Regions from separate parts of the Homo sapiens genome. Here region 1 is linked to region 2. The links are chromatin loops, found by intact Hi-C in ENCODE. Cell type or tissue: PC-3. All regions are shown on one strand. Links, peaks and the distances in the headings refer to the core of each region. The heading gives the core; the rest is flanking DNA. Region 1 has its middle 270 kb from the start of LINC01958. Region 2 has its middle 75 kb from the start of GALNT5.

Region 1 (2,927 bases), core at 331-2,830, 250 kb before region 2:
CAAATCTTGAATAGGGACTAGGTAAAATAAGGCTAAGACCTGCTGAGCAGCATTCCCAGTAAGCTAAGGCATTCTTAGTCACAAGATGAGATAGGAGGTTGGCACAAGATACAGGTCATAAGGACCTTGCTGATAAAACTGGCTGCAGTAAAGAAACGAACCCAAACACACCAAAACCAAGATGGTGATAAAAGTGACCTCTGGTCGTCCTCACTGCTATGCTCCCACCAGCGCCATGACAGCTTACAAATGCCATGGCAATGTCAGGAAGTTACCCTATATGGTCTAAAACGGGGAGACATGAATAATCCACCTCTTGTTTAAAAAATAATTCAGAAATAACCATAAAAATGGGTAACCAGCAGCCCTTGGTGGGGCTATACCTATGGAGGAGCCATTCTTCCTTTACTTTCTTAATAAACTTGCTTTCACTTTACTCTATGGACTCATCTCAAATTCTTTCTTGCATGAGATCCAAGAACCCTCTCTTGGGGTCTGGATCGGGACCCCATTCCAGTAACATGGGTAACCTGGGGACCCATACTTGTAACTGGTGTCTGAAGTGAAGGCAGTTTTGTGGGGCTGAGCACTTGAAATTGGATTCTGACATTAACTCCTGGTAGTTAGTGTCAAAATTGAATTGAATTCTAGGATACCCAGTTAGTGTCAGATTATTGGAGAATTAGTTGATGAAAAAAAACCTCTCAATATACAAGACTCCCTTCTTCTGACAAATTACTAGAAACACTAAAGAAATAAATAAACATCCATGGAGGAATAACAAGAAAGTTGTCTTTGGTGAACTAAAAATTACAGCAAATTTCTAAAGACAAAAAGTAGATGGTGTTGGATTCATAAAGTAATTCATTCTCTAAAATATGCACATTCCAGAAACTGTTTTAAACAGTTTAAGAAATTGTTTAAACAGTTGTAGTGCTCAATAACCAGAGGTGGGGTTTTCAGAGGGTGTGAGAAACCAGCTCCTTAGAACAAACATGCGCAGTATGGTTGAGCACATCAAATTTACAATACCTGCTCAGTTCACCAATTTTCTTCAACTCCAACTTTTCTCCTAGGTGGTATCTAGAGATACACTAAGTGTAAATGCATGGCTTGACGGAAGAGCCATGCTTGTTTCCATTCATAAATATTATTTACCTTGGTCTCAACTTTTAAAAATATACAATATCTGACATTGAATTAAAAATTATCAGACACACACACACGGAGAGAGAGACAGAGAGAGAGAGAGAGAGAGCACAAGAAAAATACCTTATGTTAAGAAAGTAAAACCAGACCCACAGATGGTCCAGTTGTTGGAAACTGTCTATGTTAATATGTTAAGAAATTTAGTAGAAAAGGGGGCACATGCATGGAAAGATAAACAAATTTTGAAGGAGCTGGAAACTATAAAAAAAGACAGGTGAAATGCTTGAAATGAGAAATACAGTATCAGAGATACTTAAGCCTTAATCAAAGTATATGGTAAATTGCTGAATGTGATTCACAAACAACTAAATTGGTGAAAATCAAACTTTTTTATTACGAACTTTTTTTTATGATGCCAGGCTTTTAATATACACATTTGCACATTTCAACAAGAGAGAAAACGTAAAAGCTAAGTGAGTACCGATTTTACAAGGTTAGTTGCTAAGAAATATTCTGTCTTCCAAACTTCTGACTCAAATGCCAGGTGCGTGAATTCCTCTTTTCTATGTATCATACCCAAAGTCACTCTGCCAGGTTTTAAACATTACTTTCCTATTGTGTTCTGAAATATGAAACCATAGCCAGCTTTGCAGAGCATACCAAATGTGAAGTCAAGCGAGTCTTTGTTTGACATCCAGTTTGTCTGGCATCTGACATTAGCATTGCTAAGTACCTAATTGCTAAGTGCTACCGATTCAGATACTGTACATCATTCATGGAGTCTGGCAACTATTTTATTGTAAAGGAAGGTAATAAAAAATATTTCATGAATATAAGGTATAATGAAACACACATTTGGCTATTTAAATGAACTGGTTTCAGATATATACACATACATATATTTGCACATATAGATATAAATGTTAGTAAATAAACTATAGGAAATGAAAGTTGTTAAATATTGAAGTAGTTTAATAATGATAATATTGGAATTATTTTTAGATCTTTTAAATGTAAATTTTTAAAGTACTTAGGCTGGATTTGTTCAATTTTGCCTGAAGAAAAGAGCTAGGGTTAGATATTTTCTCAGTCATTTAATAGTTTAATAATAAAGAAAATACTATGCACAGAAGAAATTCACAAAGGAAAGAGAAAAGTATAACATGATATTACAGAATAAAATGTAAAATGAAACTCTTAAAAATATGTAATATACATAGTGAGACTAATTTGGTAAAATACTCTACATGCATGGACCAGTGTGTACAGTAAGTTGTATATGCAGTATAATTCTCAAGGCTTCAAGGTTTAAGGATGAGAGCATGTGCTGTGAAGCTTGCCTGAAAAGATTCTGTGGGGAGAGGTGAAACGAGATTGGCAAGTAGTGATAGGCCATTGTTCAGTGAAAAAGACCAGTCTGCACAGAGTGAGTGTGAATTGGGGCCCATAGGAGGGTTTACTTGACCATGTCACACATGAGCTGGAGCTTGTGGAAGATTAAGACAAATATGTGAAAATCTAAAGATTGGGATAGGCCAGGCATGGTGGCTCATGCCTGTAATCCCAGCACTTTGGGAGGCCGAGGTGGGCGGATCACTTGAGGTCAGGAGTTCGAGACCAGCCTGGCCAACATGGTGAAACCCTGTCTCTACTAAAAATAAAAAATTTGCTGGGCATGGTGGTAGGCGCCTGTAATCCCAGCTACTTGGGAGGCTGAGGCAGGAGAATCCCTTGAACCCGGGAGGCAGATGTTGTGGTGAGCTGAGATCACACCATTA
Region 2 (2,927 bases), core at 337-2,836:
GTGTGGGTTTGGAGAGAGAAATGTGTATGTATGCATATAGGTTTAAGTTTAAACACCTTATGGACTACTATCAAATCTCACATACATGTCTTAAGCTCTAAATCCTATATCCTTAGCACCATACAATGCTGCCTTTCCAAGGAATTAAGCAAGCTTGTTGGAATCTATGAAGGGACAATTGTGAATTGAAGCAGTGATATGCCTAAATGTTTAGAAAGTCAACAAACACATATGCAAGTCAATATAAATACAGAAATAGGTCAGTAATTCCTTTTTACTACTTAGGAAGATGTACTATTCATTTAGAAAGCTAAGGAGAGACAAAATGTCTTTATACTAATTCCCTTAATTTAATCACACCAAATGTCAGGACAGTGTCATTTAAAATCCTTTAATGATTTTAAAACAAATGGTCCCTGTAGCAGAAAAATAGTTGAACTAACATTGCTAACATTAATTTAATTTCTTTGGAATTGAAATATTAAATGAACCCATTTTATCCCATTTACTTTTCAAATAGTGTTAGGAAATACCTGAGGACCTCTCAGCAAAAATCTAATAGGATCCTCCAATTTGTTCACCAGTTCAGGAGAACTATAATAGTGTATGAATTTAGTCTTTAGTAAATTCTATTTAATACATAAAAGAGAGTCTATTATTGCTATGTATGTTTCTCTACAACCTTTCTTTGTGAAGATTACAGGCCCAATTTATCAACATCAGAAACTTACTTAGCATGGTTGCGTATTCTATATATATTTTTTCCAACGTTAATGTGAGTCATCATAGCATATCTCCTTAACCATATGTGCTAGAGCTAAGGACAGACAGTTATTTTAATATTCCTGGCCTAGAATCCTTCCCACAACAAACACATTTGATGCTCATACATGGTCCCTTTCTTGCCGACACTCACGCCTGTCAAAATGGCATGGTGCCTACTCAACATATGGACTGCTAGCTTTTCTCACTGGGGCACAGTTGCCAAAGAAAGATGGGTTAAGCTGGGCACCCTGCGTAGCAAAGCAGGTGACAGCTCTCCCGTCCTCCATCATGTGGCTGTAAATCCTCTAGCCACATGCCACTTCCTACCCTATCTTTTACAGGAAAAGGAAAAGGAGAGGGATCTTTAACAGTATTCCTTTGACTTTCAGACTGTTTCTACTTAGTGCCTTTGCTCTCACTACCTTATATTCATGGAAAGGAAATCTATCCTCTGCCAAAAACACATTGAAATTTAAAAATCATTTGGAAGCACACAGTTGTAAGAAAAGTTGATAGCCAGCAAAGGCATTAAGTATATGTGTGTGCATGCATGCAAATGCACACACATGCACATACACACACACACACAGGAAATACGTGTTGTTTCCACCCTTGTTTCTCATTTTCCACCTAGAATAGACTAGAGCTGGGTGGCCACAGCAGCATTAAGTGTTGAAGATAGAACTTAGTGATTGTTTAAGTCTTGTACAAATAGAGCTGTTTGATTACGTTAATCCAGTGAATCATTTCCTCCCTAACCAGGCTACATCCTGTTTGGTTTGCAATTTTTATTTTAAAATTTCCAAATCAATTTTTATTTGTCCAAATGAGTTTGTTTTGGCAATAACAGAAAAGTATCAAGTTTCCCCAAACAAAGACTTTTCCTCATGTCTTTGTGTCTTCGTCATTCTACAGGAAACCCAAATAAGGTGTCAGTCTGAGTCTGTCTTCTGAGTCCAGAGACTACAGGGATTCCTCCTTCCATCTTACCAAACAAACCCATCTGAACTAAGAGATTAAATTTAAATTGTGGCCTGGGGTTGAGGCCATGGATCAACTAATTAATTATTACCCCTGCCTGCTCTGTGCCAGGGACTTTTAGAGCAATTTTCTCATTTTATCGTGAGAGCATGTCTGCAATGTAGGAGTCGGCATTACTTCCATTTTAGAGGTGGTATAGAAATCTGATCGATAATCTCTGCATGATAGCTAGTTAGCACTGTTCTTTAATAATAAAAATAGCTAATATTTATTAAAATTTTACTGTGCACTGTTCTAAAAATCCTATGCATCTCGGCTCATTTACAAAGACATGAGGGAATCCCTGTCAATATCTATAATGTATAGCTGAGGAAAAGGAGGCACTGAGAAGTTAACTGATTTATCTAAGGTCACAACTACTAAGTAGAGCTACCAGAATTCATACCTGTATAGTCTGACTCTTGAGCTGTTGTTCTTAGCCACTGCTTTAATTATTCTAGGTGATACTTATACACATTCTCCAACAATTCTTTTTTTTTTTTTTTTTTTTGAGACTTGCTCTGTCTCCCAGGCTGGAGTGCAGTGGCACGATTTCAGCTCACTCACTCCACCTCCTGGATTCAAGCAATTCTCTTGCCTCAGCCTCCCGAGTAGCTGGGATTACAGGCGTGCATCACCATGACCGGCTAATTTTTTTTTTTTTTTTTTTTTTTTTTTGTATTTTTAGTGGAGACGGGGTTTCACCATGTTGGCCAGGCTGGTCTCTAGTGATCCACCTCCACACACATGTACATACACACACACACAGGAAATACGTGTTGTTTCCACCCTTGTTTCTCGTTTTCCACCTAGAATAGACTAGAGCTGGGTGGCGACAGCAGCCTGACCTCCAGTGATCCACCCGCCTCTGCCTCCCAAAGTGCTGGGATTACAGGCATTAGCCACTGCACCCGACCTCCAACAATTCTTTAGTCTTGTTCCTTGTTTGTACCTTAAGGACCAAGAATCATGCTACTTTAAAGCACAATTTCATCATGCTGCTGCTCTGCTGGGAATCCTCTCCAGCTCTCCATTTCCAAACAAACAAACAAAAAGTTAGATTACCATCTTGGCATTTAAGACACCAAATATATTCTGGTTTCTATCAAACCTTCCAAGCTGACTCTTCCAATTTGGTCTTG

The links. Peaks named below come from ENCODE experiments on the same cell type or tissue, not always from the same donor. Only the 100,000 strongest peaks of a DNase experiment are listed, where the experiment ranks them.
Region 1: a loop joins it to region 2, with 14 times the contacts of the local background. A loop is called at or near these places in 1 of 110 quality-filtered maps.

The regions. Positions count from the first base shown.
Region 1 is chr2:156,934,030-156,936,956 of GRCh38, forward strand. No RefSeq gene overlaps it. Among named protein-coding and RNA genes, the nearest start is that of LINC01958, 270 kb to the left of the region's middle. In PC-3, for the core only: no CTCF peak of the experiment used is centred there; a DNase peak (open chromatin) is centred at 1,782; H3K4me3 peaks cover 476 bases; H3K27ac peaks cover 1,305 bases.
Region 2 is chr2:157,181,546-157,184,472 of GRCh38, forward strand. No RefSeq gene overlaps it. Among named protein-coding and RNA genes, the nearest start is that of GALNT5, 75 kb to the right of the region's middle. In PC-3, for the core only: no CTCF peak of the experiment used is centred there; a DNase peak (open chromatin) is centred at 1,606; H3K27ac peaks cover 1,399 bases.